Regions from separate parts of the Homo sapiens genome. Here region 1 is linked to region 2. The links are chromatin loops, found by intact Hi-C in ENCODE. Cell type or tissue: Caco-2. All regions are shown on one strand. Links, peaks and the distances in the headings refer to the core of each region. The heading gives the core; the rest is flanking DNA.

Region 1 (8,329 bases), core at 242-8,241, 57 kb before region 2:
TGGAACGTGGACAGGGTTCGAGAAGCCAGCTCTGTCCCTGGGGATGGTGGAGCAGCAGGAGGTGGGGTCCCTGGGTCCCTGGGTGACCACGTGGAGCCGAATCTCCTGCCTTCTTGGACTAGCAGCCATCTCTGCGATGTTAAGGGAGAGAGGAATACGTTTCTAATTTGTTAGAGTCACTGTATTTTGAGGTCTCTTAGCAGCTTAACGTATACCCTAACACAGGTGGCTTTCACCTTTTTATACAACTTTGTTTTTTTTTTTTTTGAGACAGAGTCTTGCTCTGTCACCCAGGCTGGAGTGTAGTGGTGTGATCTCGGCTCACTGCAACCTCCACCTCCCAGGTTCAAGTGATTCTCCTGTCTCAGCCTCCCAAGTAGCTGGGACTACAGGTGCCCGCCACCATGCCCAGCTAATTTTTGTATTTAGTAGAGACAGGGTTTCGCCATGTTGGCCAGGCTGGTCTCGAACTCTTGACCTCAGGTGATTTGCCCGCCTTGGCCTCTTGAAGTGCTGGGATTACAGGCATGAGCCACCATGCCCGGCCGATTTTTACTTTTTTAAACAGTGGTTTGCACTGAAATAGAAGTTCTTTGAGAATAGGAACTGTGCCTTTTTGTCTCCCATGATATCCCAGCCCCTGCCAGACAGTAGTAGGCAGTGAGAATGGTTCTTGGACATTAGCTTGCCTTAGGATTGGCTGGGGCATGGATTAGTTGAAAATGCAGCTTTCTCAGGGGCTCATCCCAAATCTGTGGAATCAATCTTTGGACCCGACTTTATAAATCTAACTTTATTTATTTATTTATTTGAGATGGAATCTCGCTGTGTCGCCAGGCTGGAGTGCAGTGGTGCTTGGAGTGGAGTGCGACGTCGACTCACTACAACCTTGATCTCTTGACCTCGTGATCCACTCGCCTCGGCCTCCCAAAGTGCTGGGATTACAGGCGTGAGCCACCGCGCCTGGCCCTTTTTATACAACTTTGATTTTTACTTTTTTTTTTTTTTTTTGAGACTGAGTCTTGCTCTGTTGCCCAGGCTGCAGTGCAGAGGCACAATCTCGGCTCACCGCAACCTCTGCCTCCCGAGTTCAAGTGATTCTCCTGTCTCAGCTTCCAAGTAGCTGGGATTACAGGTGTGCACCACCACACCCGGCTAATTTTTGTATTTTTAGTAGAGACGGGGTTTCGCCACGTTGGCCAGGATGGTCTCGATCTCTTGACCTCATGATCTGCTCACCTCGGCCTCCCAAAATGCTAGGATTACAGGCGTGAGCCAGCACGCCCAGCCACTTTACTTCTAATGAAAGAAAAGGTCTTGTTTACAATAGCAACTGTACTGATGAAATATTTAACAGCAAACTTCCCAAGAAATGTGGAGGATACAAACATAAAAAGCTTTAAAAAAATTCTACTATTGTTGTAATATAAAAAGAGACTTGCATTCATGGGAAGACAATCTTTGTTCTTTGAGAGGAAGAATCAGCTTTGGAAAGATGCCAAGAGCTTGCTAAATTTAACTAGAAATCCATACAATCCCAGTTAAAATACTAACACAAAATTTTGGGAGATTTGAGAAAATGGTGCCAAAGTTCATCAAAGGATGTGAATGAAGGAAAATTGCCAGGAAAATTCTAGAAATAAAAAATAACGAGGGGGCCAGGCACTGTGGCTCCTGCCAGTAATCCCAGCACTTTGGCAGGCTGAGGTGGGAGGATTGCTTCAGGCCAGGAATTCAAGGCCAGCCTGGTAAACACAGCAAAATCCCATCTCAACAAAAATTTTTTAAAACTCAGAGCAGGCATGATAGCTCACACCTGTAATCTCAGCGCTTTGGGAGGCCAAGGTAGGTAGATCACTTGAGGCCAGGAGTTTGAGACCAGCCTGGCCAACATGGTGAAACCCTGTCTCTAAGAATACAAAGAAATATTAGCCGGTGTGGTAGCAGGCACCTGTAATCCCAGCTACTTGGGAGATTGAGGCACGAGGATTGCTTGAACCCAGGAGGCGGAGGTTGCAGTGAACAGAGATCGCTCCACTGCACTCTAGCCTGGGTGACAGAGCGAGACTCTGTCTTAAAAAAAAAAAAATCAGCCAGGCATGGTGGCATGCACCTGTAGTCCCGTCCTAGCTACTCCGAAGGCTGAAGTGAGAGGATCGCTTGAGCCCAGGATGTAGAGGCTGCAGTGAGCTATGATCGCACCATTGCACTCCAGCCTGGGTGGCAGAGCGAGGCCCCATCTCTAAAAAAAATTATATATATATATATACACACACACACACACATACTATATATATATATATTTCAATTTTTTACTTGGTTTTATTTATTTATTTATTTTGAGACAGAGTCTCGCTCTGTTGCCCAGGCTGGAGTGCAGTGGCATGATCTCAGCTCACTGTAATCTCTGCCTCCTGGGTTCAAGCTATTCCCGAGTACATGTGTCACTAAACCCAGCTAATTTTTGTATTTTTAGTAGAGACAGGGTTTTGCTATGTTGGCCAGGCTGATGTTGAACTCCTGGCCTCAAGTGATCTGCCTGCCTTGGCCTCCCAAAGTGTTGGGATTACAGGCGTGAGCTACTGCGCATGGCCTATTTTATTACTAGTTATTGTTGTTAATCTCTGACTGTGCCTGAATTATAAATTAAATTTTATCATGGGGAAAAACAGTCTATACCGGGTTCAGTGCTATCTCAGGTCTCAGGCATCCGCTAGGGATCCTGGAGCTTATCCCCCGAAGATAAGGAAGGGCCCCCGCTGCTCCGCTGGAATTCAAAATAACCCTCCCACTGCGCAGTGAGGTGGGTAAAAGCCAGTCTGACGGTCTGACAGTGCTTTGATGATCTTGTACTCTCTACTCTTTGCTTTTGCAGAACATTAATTACCAAATGTTTTCCAAACTTTGCAAGAGGAGTACAGGTGTCGGGGGTGAGGGAGGGCCTTGTTTTCATCTAATAGACCTTTCTGTTCTTTCTGTTTCACTTGGATTTTGTGAAGCTCAGACTCCAGCATCTGACAACTCAGGTTCAAATTCGGGCCTGGTTACTCCCCCGCTGTGTCCCTGTGTGACCTTGAACAAGTTACTTTATTTCTCTATGCCTCAGTTTCCTCATCTGAAAAGTAGACATAATATTGGTTTTGACTCCAGAGGTGAATGTGGGATTCAATGAGCTAAAATGTAAAACAGTTAGAACACTGCCGTGCATGAAGTTCAGTCTTAATGAATATCAGCTATTATTATGATCAATATCTGCCATGGGGCCGGGTGCAGTGGCACATACCTATAATCCCTGCACTTTGGGAGGCTGAGGTGGGAGGATGACTTGAGCCCAGGAGTTGGAGACCAGCCTGGGCAACATAGGGAGACCCTGTCTCTACAAGTAATAATAAAAAAATAGGCCAGGCACGGTGGCTCACGCCTATAATCCCAGCGCTTTGGGAGGCCGAGGCGGGTGGATCACCTGAGGTGGGGAGTTTGAGACCAGCCTGGCCAACATGGTGAAACCCCATCTCTACTAAAAATACCAAAAATTAGCTGGGTGTAGTGGTGTGTACCTGTAATCCCAGCTACTCAGGAGGCCGAGACAGCAGAATCACTTGAACCCAGGAGGCAGAGGTTGCAGTGAGCTGAGATCGCGCCATTGCACTCCAGCCTGGGCGACAGAGCAAGACTCCATCTCAAAAAAAAAAAAAAAAAAAAAAATGCTGGGCACGATGTGCATCCCTGTGGTCCCAGCTACTCGGGAGGCTGAGGCGGGAGGATTGCTGGAGCCCAGGAGGTCAAGGCTGCAGTCAGCTGCGATTGTGCCACCGCACTCCAGCCTGGGTGACAGAGCCAGACCCTGTCTCAAAAGAAAAATAAAATCTGTCATGGGTTGAATTGTGTTCCCCAAAAAGATATGCTGAAGCCCCATCCTCTGACGCCTCAGAATGTGACTTCATTTGGAAGTAGGGTCATTGCAGATGAGTTAAGGTGACATCCTGCTGGAGTAGGTTGGGCCCCTAATCCAACAGTACTGGTGTCCTTGTAAGAGCAGAGCCATCTTGTCAACACAGATGTACAGGGAAAGATGGTGTCATGATGGCCCCATGACTGCAGAGGCATCTGTAAGCCAAGGAGCTCCAAGGATTGCCAGCCAGCCCCTTGGAAGCTGGAAGAGGTGAGGAAGGAGCCTCGGAGCCTTCAGAGGGAGTGTGGCCCTGCAGACATCCCCATCTCAGACTTCCAGCCTCCAGAACTTCCAGAGAGTAAACTTTCTGTTTATTCATATATTTGTATTTTTTTGAGATAGGGTCTCACTCTGTCACCCAGGCTGGAATGCACTGGCACAATCTCGGCTCACTGCAGCCTCAACTTCCCTGGGTTCAGATAATCCTCCCACCTCAGCCTCCCAAGTAGCTGGGAGTACAGCCAGGCACCACCACACCCAGGTAATTTTTGTATTTTTTTGTAGAGACAAGGTTTCGCCATGTTGCCCAGGCTGCTCTCGAACTCCTGGACTCAAGTGATCCTTCTGCCTCGGCCTCCCCAAGACCTGGGATTGCAGGTATGAGCCACTGCGCCCAGCTTTCTGTTGCTTTAAGCGGCCCGGTTTGTGGTGCTTTGCATGGCAACCCTAGCAAACTAACACTATGTCTATTCACAATTATTTGATAAAACAAAAACAATTCTTGAAAGCATCTCTTTCTCCCTTCCTTCCTGTGCCTGGGGGTGGGTGGGGAGTCTGTGTTGAGCACCTCAGCTGAGACCAGGCAATTGCAGTGGCCTGCGAAGGTGTTTGGACTTTGTCCTGCAGACCGTGAGAGGCCCCTGGAGATTCTACACTGGGGAATGACAATTTCCTAGGTGTTTTAGGAAGCTCAGCCTGCCTGCCGGTGGAGGGGGAAGGGAGGAGGGGAGAGGGTTCCGGCCAGTTAGGGGATTGGAGCTGTCATCCAGGCAGGAGATGGTGTGATCTGGATCAGCAGTTCTCAAAGTGTGGTCCCCAGACCAGCAGCACCAGCGTGTTCAGGAAACTTGCTGAAAATGCAGTTATCAGGCCCACCCAGACCTACTGAATCAGGCACTCCAGGGGCGGGGCCAGCCATCTGGGTTTCACTAAACCTCCAGGTGGTTCTGCTGTTTGCTCAAGCGCAAGAATGCTCGCTGGGCTAAAGGAAGAGGGTGGAGAGGGTACGTAAGTCCCTTGGGCCTGCGGGACAACGTGCCACCAACTGGGTGGCTCAGAACAACAGAAATGCATTTCTTACCTTTCTGGAGGGCAGAAATCAGAAACGAAGGCATCAGCAGAGCCCTCTGAAGCCTGGGGTGGGGAGAAGCCTTCTTTGCCTCCTTCGACCTCTGGTGGCTGCCAGCAGCCCTCGGCATTTCTTGGCTTGCAGATACAGCACTGCAATCTCTGCCTCAATGGCACATGACATTTTGTATGTGCCTCTGTGACAAGATGTCCTTCTTCTCCTTCTTTTTTGTTTTTTTTTTTTTTTGAGGTGCAGTTTCGCTCTTGTTGCCCAGGCTGGAGTGCAGTGGCACGATCTTGGCTCACTGCAACCTCCGCCTCCCGGGTTCTAATGGATTCTCCTGCCTCAGCCTCCTGAGCAGCTGGGATTACAGGTGCCCACCACCACGCCCAGCTAATTTGTTGTATTTTTAGTAGAGGCGGGGTTTCACCACGTTGGGCAGGCTGGTCTCGAACTCCTGATCTCAGGTGATCCGCCCACCTCGGCCTCTCAAAGTGCTGGGATTATAGGCGTGAGCTACCGCGCCCGGCCGGATGTCCCTCTTCTCATAAGGACCCCTGTCCTATTGGATTAGGGCCCGCCAGAATCCCTCAGGCCCTCCTCTTGATTTAATTGCATTTGCATCTGCAAAGACCCTATTTCCAAATAGGGCTGCAATCACAGGGACCAGGGGCCTAGGACTTGGACATATCATTTTTTGGAGGGACACAATTCTACCCACCTCAGATGGGGAGAATGAAAGGAAGCAACAAACAGCAAAACAAGAGAAATGTTAGTGATTAGATGTGGGAGTGGAAGTAGGATGAAAACAGAAAGAACTCAAATGCCCTGCCGTTGTTACATGAATAACAAAGCTGGGGTAACCGCGGTGTCCTTTTTCCCTTTTTCTCAAAGAGGGACATCCTCAGGCTAGTATTTCAGAAACTTTATCCTAAGTTCTTGGGACTCATAAACACATTGCTGAAACAAACTCCGTCTCACCTGACGACCTCTCTCTCTCCCCCATGGGGCAGGGCTGGGGAAGAAGGAGCGAGCAAGGCCCCTGTCCACCTCACGGAGCCAGGGCCCAATTGCGTTGACTCTTGCTGAGGGCGACACTTTAGAGCCAAGTTCGAGTTGAAGTTCAAGGGCCCAGGATCTGGAGGCATCTGAAGCTGCTCCAGCTCTCAGCTGCCTCAAGGGAAAAGATAGTCTCAGAGATAGTCTAGCACCTGTCTTGGTGAGGAGCCAGGCAGCACATAAGTGTGGGAGCTCCTGCCTCTGACACCAGACATGGCTGAAAGCATTTGTCCTTCTGGAAGATTCCACTTCACCCATCACTCCAGAGTGAGTCAGAAGCCCCTGGAGGGTTTGTGAAAATGCAGATTCCTGGGCCTTACTCCCCAGTGTCTGAGTCACAGGTCTGGGGTGAGAACTCAGAATCTGCTTTCCTTCTTTCCTTCCTTCCTTGCTTCCTTCCTTCCTTTTCTTTCCCTCTTTCTTTCTTTCTTTTTTCTTTCTTTCTTTCTCTTTCTTTCTTTTCTTTCTTTCCTTCCTTTCTCTTTCTTTCTTCTTTCCTTCCTTCCTTTCTCTTTCTTTCTTTCTTTCCTTCCTTCCTTCCTTCCTTTCCTTCCTTCCTCCTTCCTCCCTCCCTCCCTTCCTTTCACTCAGAATCAATTTTCCTTTCTTTGACTCAGAATCTGCCTTCCTTCCTTCCTCTTTCTTTCTTAGACAGGCTCTTGCTTTGTTGCTCAGGCTGGAGTGCAGTGGTGTGAACATGGCTCACTGCAGCCTCGACCTCCCAGGCTCAAGAGATCCTTCCACCGGCCCGATGTCCCTCTTCTTATAAGGACCCCTGTCCTATTGGATTAGGCCCCGCCCGAATCCCGCAGGCCCTCCTGTTGATTTAATTGCATCTGCAAAGACCCTATTTCCAAATAAGGCTGCAATCACAGGGACCAGGGGCCTAGGACTTGGACATATCATTTTTTGGAGGGACACAATTCTACCCAGTTACCTGAGTAGCTGGGGCTAGAAGCACTTGCCACCGTGCCTGGCTAATTAAAAAAAAATTTTTTTGCAGAGATGGGATCTCACTATGTTGTCCAGGCTGGCCTCGAACTCCTGGGCTCAAGTTATCTTCCAGCCTTGGCCTCCCAAAGTGCTGGGATTACAGGTGTGAGCCACCACACCCAGCCTGAGAACCTGCATTTCTATCACATTTCCAGGTGGCCTGGTGCTGCTGCTGCTCTGGAGAACACCTGGAGGAGAACAAAGGCCCATGATGAACGGTTCTCAGCCTAGTGTGCATATGAGAATCACACAGGGAGTTTCAACACACACCAACCCCTGTGCCCGACCCAGACCCTGGGAAACCGCTGAGGGCGGGGTACAAGCGCTGGCCCCCAGGGAGTTCTAATCACTGGCCAAAGTCGGGGTGCACAGCCCAACTCCTTCTCACCCGTCAATGCCACTTCAGATACCACTTCTTCAGCAAGCCTTTCCTGACTTCCTCCAATGGGGTTAGGTCCCTCATTCATGCATTCATTCATTCATTCCACAAACCATCATGCCCCTTGTATGCACCGGGCCCTGTGCTGGTGCTGGGGATTCAGCACCCTCGTGGTGTTTCTCTACAGAAACATGGAGGAAACAAGTGGTGAAAAATCAGGACAGATGATGCCAGGGTGTGATGAATATAGAACAGGACGACGACATAAAGAGCATTCGTTAATTAGAGACAGGGTATCACTCTGTTGGCCAGACTGGAGTGCAGTGGTACAATCGTGGTTCACTGCAGCCTTGAACTCCCAGGCTGAAGCAATCCTCCCGCCTCAGCCTCCGGAGCAGCTGGAACTACAGACACACCTATCACGCCCAGTTAATCTTTTCTTTCTTTTTTTTTTTTTTGAGACAGAGTCCCACTCTGTCGCCCAGGCTGGAGTGCAGTGGTGCAACCTCGGCTCACTGCAACCTCTGCCTCCCGTGTTCAGGTGATTCTCTTGCCTCAGCCTCCCGAGTAGCTGGGATTACAGGTGCACACCGCACCTGGCTAATTTCTGTATTTTTAGGAGAGATGGGGTTTCACCATATTGGCCAGGAGGGTCTCG
Region 2 (8,329 bases), core at 274-8,273:
GCTCCAGAAGGAAGCACCCTGCCTGCACCGTGACTTTCATCCCATCTCAGGGGCAGTCCCAGTTTGGACTTCTCCCCCCGAGAACTGTAAGATAATAACTTTGTATTGATCTGAGCCAGTGTTAATTGTTAATTCTTACAGCAGCAGTGGGAAGCTAATACAATGAAAATGCTTCCATTAAAGCCAGGTCATTAACATGATAGTATAATCTGGTTTGGGTGGGCTTAAATAAAATATTTAAACTTAAAATAATGTTGTGTTAATATGTGAACTTTTGAAATTGTCAGTGTTTTTACAAAAAGACCTTAATGTTCTGGAAAAAGTATAAATATGGGGTGCACATTTTTTCCTTTTGCTTGAAGCTGTAATATGATTCGGTGAGGCACTGATTTGGCCCTCCCTGTATTGCCGCGACAGAGCCTGCTTGTTTTAAAATAACTTTCTGTTTTAGAACAGTTTTTTTTTTTTTGAGACCAAGTCTCACTCTGTCGCCCAGGCTGGAGTGCAGTGGCACAATCTCGGCTCACTAGAACCTCTGCCTTCCAGGTTCAAGTGATTCTCCTTCCTCAGCCTCCCAAGTAGCTGGGACCACAGGTGCCTGACACCACACCTGGCTAATTTTTGTACTTTTAGTAGAGTCGGGATTTCACTATGTTGGCCAGGCTAGTCTCCAACTCCTGACCTCAAGTGATCCACCTGCCTTGGCCTCCCAAAGTGCTAGGATTCCACAGGTGTGAGCCACCGCGCCCGGCCTAGAACAGTTCAACTTTCAGAAAAATTGGGAAGATAGTGCTGAGTTCCCACATATCCCACAGCCAGTGTCCCCTGCTATTAACATCTTAAAGGAATGGGATACATTTGTTGCTATGAATGAACCAGTGTTGATACATCAGTAATAACTAACATCCAGACAGGATTCACGTTTCCTTCGTTTCTCCTTCGTATCATTTTCTGTCCCAGGACCCAATCCAGGGCCCCACATTGCGTTTGTCCCTCACGTTGCCTTAGGATCCTCTGGTCTCTGTGGGTTCTCAGACTTTCCTGGCTTTGGATGACCTGGATTGCGTTCCTGAGCACCGGCTAGGAATTTTGCAGGACGCCCCTCTGCTGGGATTTGTCTGTTGTTCTTCTATTGATTAGGCCCTAGTTCCGGGTTTTGGAAGGAAGATCGCAGTGACGAAGGGCTGTTCCCAGCACATTATGTCAACATGACCTGTCCCTGCTGCATGGGTCCTATTCTTTATTCCTTGTTACAGGTAAAGAAACAGGCACAGGAAGTTGTATCAGGCGCCTGCTGGTAGGTGGAGGATGGGCAGGGGGTTGAGGGGACAGGGAGTGGACAGAGCCCCTTTGCTGGTAAAGAGGGGACCCCAGACCTCTCACGTCTCTCCAGGGCCCCTGGTGGTCTCCTGGCTGGCCTCGCTGCTCTGCTTCAGAAATCAGATTTGACGGGGCACTGGGACCCTGATTGGGCCTTGGTGGCTGTAGGTGCTCTCTTATTAGCGACACCACTTGAGGGTGTATTGAACATCTGAAGAGTACCCAACCCTGGATCAATAATTTTTTGCTTTAGGCCAGGCGCAGTGGCTCACGTCTGTAATCCCAGCACTTTGGGAGGCCAAGGTGGGCCGATCACCTGAGGTCAGGAGTTGGAGACCTCAGCCTGGCCGACATGGTAAAACCCCATTTCTGTCAAAAATACAAAAATCAGTCCAGGCGCGGTGGCTCATGCCTGTAATCCTAGCACTTTGGGAGGCCGAGGCAGGCAGATCACCTGAGGTCAGGAGTTTGAGACCAGCCTGGCCAATTTGGCAAAACCCCGTCTCTACTTAAAAAAATACAAAAATTAGCCAGGTGTGGTGGCGGGCATCTGTAATCCCAGCTACTTGGGGGGCTGAGGCAGGAGAATTGCTTGAACCCGGGAGGCAGAGGTTGCAGTGAGCCGAGATCGCGCCACTGCACTCCAGCCTGGGTGACAGAGCAAAACTCCGTCTAAAAAAAAAAAAAAATCAGCTGGGCATGGTGGCGTATGCCTGTAGTCCCAGCTATTCTGGAGGCTGAGGCAGGAGAATTGCTTGAACCTGGGAGGTGGAGGTTGCAGTGAGCTGAGATCACACCACTGCACTCCAGCCTGGGCGACAGAGTGAGACTCTGTCTGAAAAAAGAAAAAATTTTTTTTGCTTTAATTTTTTTCTTTTTAAAAATTGAAGTATCAAATGCATTAAGAAAAGTGCACAATTTCGGTTAGAGGTTGATGGATTTTCACCTAGGTATGCACGCTTGTAATGACCCCCTATACCAAGTGTAAACGCCTCCCCCGCACCCCTCCCTGTCAGTATCCACCCCTGAGGTCCTGCTGCCCCCACCTCTATCCCCATGGATTGGTTTTGCCATTCCCCGGGACGTCACTTATATGGACTCATGCACGTGGTCCCTGTGTGTGATTTACCCTGTCATTGTGTGTCTCAATTGGTCATTCCCTTTTGTCTCTGGGTAGCATTCCATGGTATGAGTGTGTCCCCATTTGTCATGCATTCACTTGCTTGTAGACATTTGTGTTGTTTCCAGTTTTGGGCTGTTATGGGTACGGCTGCTATGAGCATTTGTGGATAATCTTTGTGTGGGTGCATGCTTTCATTTTTCTGGGACAAATACTGGGGGTGGGATTGCTATATTGTAGGGTGAACGTCCAGCTTTGGTAGAAAAAGTATATTCCACAGTGACTGCACTAATGCACTTCCACCAGCAATGTGTGAGCACTCTGGCTGCTCCACATCCTCACCAGCACTTGTTATTGTCAGTCTTTTTCATTGTAGCCATTCTGGTGTATGGCATGGGATCTCACTGTGAGTCCAGTGGACATTTCTCTGATGACTAAGCCACCCAGGGCTGGTGGGTGGCTCCAGGAAGTCACAGGAATCCTTTCTCCTATCTCCTATTCTGCTCCGCCCTTCTTCATGTGTGGCTTTCATTCTTAAGGGTGCCTCATGATCCAAGATGGCTGCTCTAGCTCCATCCATTGTGACTGAATTCCGGGCAGCAGGAAGGGGGACTTATCAACAACTACATAGAAATTTCAGATATTGATAATGTCAGGGAGATAAAACAGGGTGATGAATATAATGTGATGGGGGAAGGGCTGCTTTAGGAAGAATGGTATTTTCATCCATTTTGTTCACTATTGAAGTGCCCAGGCCTAGAGCAGAGCCTGCCATACAGTGGGGCTCAATAGAGATGGTTAAGGGATTGAAAATTGCTCAGGGAAGGTCTCACGGAGAAAGTGACTTTAGACTTGAGAAGTGAGGGGCTCACTTTTGTGGGCATCAGGGGAAAGATTGCCCCTGGAGGAGCAAAGAGTCAGTGCAAAGGCCCTGTGGCAGAAACTTGCCTGGTGGCTCAGGAGCACAGCAAGGCCAGTGTGGCTGGAGCAGAGTGAGCGAGGCAGATAGGAATGGGGGAGGAGACTGGAGTGACTATAGGGAGCTGGGTTGTGCAAGACCTCATAGGTCACTGTCAGGAATTTAGATTCTATTCTGAGATAAATAGGGAGGCATGGGGGAGGTTTGAGCAGAATGACATGCTCTGACTTTAATCTTAAAAGGATAACTTGGATTCTGTGGGGAGAACGGGGCGGGGGGCAAGAGCAGAGGCAGGAAAACAGCGGGGAAACTACGGCACCCATCCATACAAGCCAGGATGGGGGCCAGGATGGTGTTGGAGAGAAGTGGATGGATTTGAGGCATGCTTTAAAGCGAGAGCAGCCCAGCCTTGCTGATGGAGGGTGCTAGGTGGGAGGAAAATGGAGGACTCAGGAATGACTCAACCTCTTCGCTTAAGCAACTTACAAGCGTGGGTTTCTTGTAAAAACCTTTTATTTTAGTCTTCTTACCTTAGTCCTTTAAAAATCAAAAGAAGTTGGAACATGAGCCAAGGGTGTGGTGTTCCCAAGTCCCAGATTGGATTAGCCTGTGTCGTAGTTGTTCCTGCATCTTAAGGCCCCATGGAGCTGGGGATGCCTGGAGCCCTGGGATTGAGAGTGTAGTCAGCCACTGACTGCTGGTCCAGAGTGGGCAGGGCCTGGCCTTGTCCCAGAACTAGGCTTCGTCTGGGCAAATTGGCTTCTTGGCTCATTTGGTCAGAGGTGTGTTTCTTGGAAGCCTGTTTTCTCTTCTCATAGGAGGAGGAATTAGACCTTGCAATTCAGTGGCCAGGTCAAGTTAATGATTCATTTGTGAAGCTCCCGTGCAAGGAGCCCAGCGGGGATGGCCTAGGAGAGAAGCGTGAGGGCACAGGCCTAGACGTGGATACGGAGCCTGGGGCTCTGTCTCTCCCTGCTCCTGTGACCTTGGTCAGGCATTTGGCTTTGGAGCCTCAGTGTCTGCTTCGATGAGATGAGCCATTGAGAATTTAAGAGGTGAAGTAGGTGGAAGTGTTTCGCTACCTGAACAGGGCCGGGCAGATCGTCCAGACGATTCTGCTCCCCTGGTGTCTGAGGGCAGGGGCGTCTCAGGGCAGGGGCCCCATCGTGTTCATCCCTGTGTCTTTAAATTCCTAGCATAGCATCTAGCATGGGGCGGATGATTGTACAGGGCATGAACTGCAATCCCAATGAGGTCAGAGCAGCCTCACTGTAGGCCGAGGTCGTTCCAGTGGGCTTCATGGAGGAGGTGGCACCTGGGCGAGCGGGGTGTTAGGTTTGGAGGTCAGGGGCCTCTCCAGGTGCAGGGGAGAGTGCTGTGGGTGGTAGGAAGAGAATGCTAAAAATTAATGTCTATGAAATCTTCATCTCATCCATCACACATTTACCGAGTTGTTGCCCCGGCCTAAACAGGCGGTACTCTCTGTGTATTTAAAAAAAAAAAAATCCCTTCTTAAGTATGAGCTGTTTAAAACACACAAAGGAGGACTAGCGTTACCACCCGCTAGACATTTCCACGTTGATTATATGGTTTCAGGTCTCACTTTTGCTCATTCACCCAGAAAATATTTACAGAGCTCCTGCAAGGTGCCAAGAGCTGTCCCAGGCCCTGAGGACAGACACATCGCCAAACAAAGCAGCTGAGGATCTTGCCCTTGTGGGTTTATGGCCAGGCAGGTGATACAGATGGACAGCAATAAACCTGATAAGCTAATTATACCGTGTGCTCGAAGGCCACAAGCAGCATGGAAACAACACGGCAGGTCGGGAGGTCAGGAGTTTTAGGGGCAGGTTGGATGAGCCTTCTGAGAAGGGGGCATGTAAGCAGAGATTCGAAGGGGTGAGGGATTTGACCACGTGTTTAGGAGGAAGCAGTGGGTGCAAAGGCCCTGGGGCAGGAGCGTGGCCTCTTGGACAGGATAGCAAGGAGGCTGTGGGGCTGGGCTGAGTAACAGACAGTGGTTGTGGAATGAGACCACCGCTTCTGCTGTTGTCCTTCCCAGCTTCTCCCCAGCCTCCCCTTTTCCCTAGTTTATAAGACAGGAGAAAAGGGAGAAAGCAAAAAGATGGAAAGAAACAGAAGTAAGATAAATAGCTAGACGACCTTGGCGCCACCACCTGGCCCTGGTGGTTAAAATAATAATAATAATAATAATATTAACCCCTGACCAAAACTACTGGTGTTATCTGTAAATTCCAGACGTTGTATGAGAAAGCACTGTAAAACTTTTTGTTCTGTTAGCTGATGTATGTAGCCCCCAGTCACGTTCCTCACACTTACTCGATCTATTATGACCCTTTCACATGGACCCCTTAGAGTTGTAAGCCCTTAAAAGGGCTAGGAATTTCTTTTTCGGGGAGCTCGGCTCTTAAGACGCGAGTCTGCCGATGCTCCCGGCCGAATAAAAACCTCTTCCTTCTTTAATCCGGTGTCTGAGGAGTTTTGTCTGTGACTTGTCCTGCTACAGTTGGATGTGGGGCCAGAGAGAACACAGGGGCCAGACCAGGCAGAGGGGCTTGTAGGCCAATGTTCGGACGGTGGCTCGTATGTTATTTTCAAGAAATAACATGTTCACAATGACAGTTAAAGCTTTCCCCACATCCCCAGCCCCCAGCCCTCTCCTGAGATTGTTTGCAGGTATCATTTCCCTGAATGTTTTTCTACATTTCCACATGGGTTTGTCTTCAGAAAGAATATAGAGTATTATTTCATGTGTTTGGAAAATTCACATCAAGAGGCCCATGTCAATTGTTTCTTTCTTTAGCCTTTTCTTCACTCAAGATTTTTTTTTCTTTAAAAATAAAAATTGAGGCCAGGTGCAGTGGCTGACACCTATAATCCCAGCACTTTGGGAGGCTGAAGCGAGTGGATCTCTTGAGCTCAGGAGTTCAAGACCAGCCTGGGCAACATAGTGAGACCTTGTCTCTACTAAAAGCAAAAAAATAAAAAAATAAAAAAATAGCCGGGCGTGGTGGTATGTGCCTTGTAGTCCCAGCTACTCAGGAGGCTGAGGTGAGAGGATTGCTTGATCTGGGGAGATCGGGAAGTCAAGGCTTTCCAGCCTGGGCAACTGAGCGAGACTCTGTTTCAAAATAAATAAATAATAAAAATTATGTATATTTAAGGCATCCAAATGCTGTTTTGCTATATACACACACATAGTGAAATGATTACTACAGTTAAGCAGATTAACATATGTATCTCCTCATATAGTCACCTCTTTTTTTTTTTTTTTTTTTGAGACAGGGTCTCGCTCTGTCACCCAGGCTAGAGTGCAGTGGGGTGATCACGGTTCACTGCAGCCTTGAACTCTCAGGCTCAAGTGATCCTCCCACTTAAGCCTCCTGAGTAGCTGGGACCATAGGTGCGCGCCACTGTGCCTGGCTAATTTTTGTATTTTTTATAGAGATGGGCTCCCTATGTTGCCCAGGTTGTTCTCAAACTCCTGACCTCAAGCGATCCTCCCACCTCGGCCTCCCAAAGTGCTGGGATTACAGGCATGAGTCCCGGCCACCTCTTTGTTTTTAGTGGTGAGAGCACCTGAAATCTGCTTCCAGTATACAGTACAGTATTAATCACAGTCCTCGTGTTGTGCATGCAACCTCCAGACCACCCATCCCACATGACTGCAGCTTTGCGCCCTGTGACCTGCATCTCCCCACCTCCCCAGCCTCCGCCCCGTAAGCACCATTCAACTCTCTGTGTATTCAATGTCTTCAGATTCCTCACCTCTAAAAGACAAATCTGGAAGTATTTGTCCTGCAGTATTTGTCCTTCTGTCAAGATTCTGCCTTTGAGATATCTGCAAGTCGATGGCGTTTACTCACTGTGCAGCCACCGTGTGCAGAAGCCCAGCTTATCTTTGACTGAGAACCTGGCTGGGCTCTCTGTTGTTTTTCAAGGCAGGGTCTCGCTCTGTCACCCAGGTTGGAGTGCAATGGTGTGATCTCGGCTCACTGCAACCTCCGCCTCCTGGGCTCAAGCGATTCTCCCACCTCAGCCTCCCGAGTAGCTGGGACTACAGGTGCATGTCACCGTGCTTGGGTAATTTTTGTAGTTTTAGTAGAGACGGGGTTGCACCATGTTGGCCCGGCTGGTCTGGAACTCCTGACCTCAAGTGATCCACCCGCCTCGGCCTCCCAAAGTGTTGGGATCACAGGCGTGAGCCCCCGTGCCTGGCCCTCTGTTCTTTTTTTGAGGTCTGACAATTCTTCTGGCGCTTTCTTGCACACTTAGGAGAATCTTTCTAGGGCAGAGTTTTCAAACTGTCAGATGTGATCAGATTGTGGGTTGTGAAATAAGTGGGGTGGGTGGGGATCAGCTTTTTTTTTTTTTTTTTTTTTTTGAGATGGAGTCTCGCTCTGTTGCCCAGGCTGGAGTGCAGTGGCGCAATTTTGGCTCGCTGCAACCTCCGCCTCCTGGATTCAAGCGATTCTCCTGCCTCAGCCACCCGAGTAGCTGGGACTACAGGCATCTGCCACCACGCCTGGCTAATTTTTTTGTATTGTTAGTAGAGACAGGGTTTCACTGTGTTGGCCAGGATGATCTCGATCTCCTGACCTCATGATTTGCCCGCCCCAGCCTCCCAAAGTGCTGGGATTACAGGCGTGAGCCACTGCACCTGGCCTGGGATCAGCATTTTAAAAACAGAATGGAATAGGATAGAATACCAGAGGGGCGAATAATGGAGTCATAACGTAAGTTGCATCATGCTGGGAAGGTGCGTATTCCCTCATGAGGCTTCTGGTGGGTGTGCAGGTCGTGGCCCTAGCCTGGCAGGAGCTGGGAAGCTGGTGCTCTGCACCATGTCTGAACAGGGAACCCACAGACCATGGGGCTTTGCTCACACCTGACCCGATTAGAAACTGTCCCGACTCCCCAGTGGCCTGACCCCCGCTGTGCACAGCGGT

What was found. Hi-C counts contacts between places; a loop is a spot of excess contacts. Peaks named below come from ENCODE experiments on the same cell type or tissue, not always from the same donor. Only the 100,000 strongest peaks of a DNase experiment are listed, where the experiment ranks them.
Region 1: it touches region 2 in a loop (4-fold over the local background); 9 of 110 quality-filtered maps call a loop at or near these places.

Annotation. Positions count from the first base shown.
Region 1 is chr12:124,881,781-124,890,109 of GRCh38, reverse strand. No RefSeq gene overlaps it. Among named protein-coding and RNA genes, the nearest start is that of SCARB1, 22 kb to the right of the region's middle. RefSeq lists enhancers at 1,989-2,098, 5,393-5,442, 4,844-5,531 and a cis regulatory region at 2,541-2,990. In Caco-2, for the core only: no CTCF peak of the experiment used is centred there; DNase peaks (open chromatin) are centred at 4,879 and 5,079.
Region 2 is chr12:124,824,660-124,832,988 of GRCh38, reverse strand. The region is part of intron 1 of SCARB1 (scavenger receptor class B member 1); the gene reads left to right. Among named protein-coding and RNA genes, the nearest start is that of SCARB1, 35 kb to the left of the region's middle. RefSeq lists enhancers at 4,693-4,872, 6,941-7,662, 7,663-8,329. In Caco-2, for the core only: no CTCF peak of the experiment used is centred there; DNase peaks (open chromatin) are centred at 3,438, 4,198, 4,528, 5,068 and 1 weaker place; H3K4me3 peaks cover 206 bases.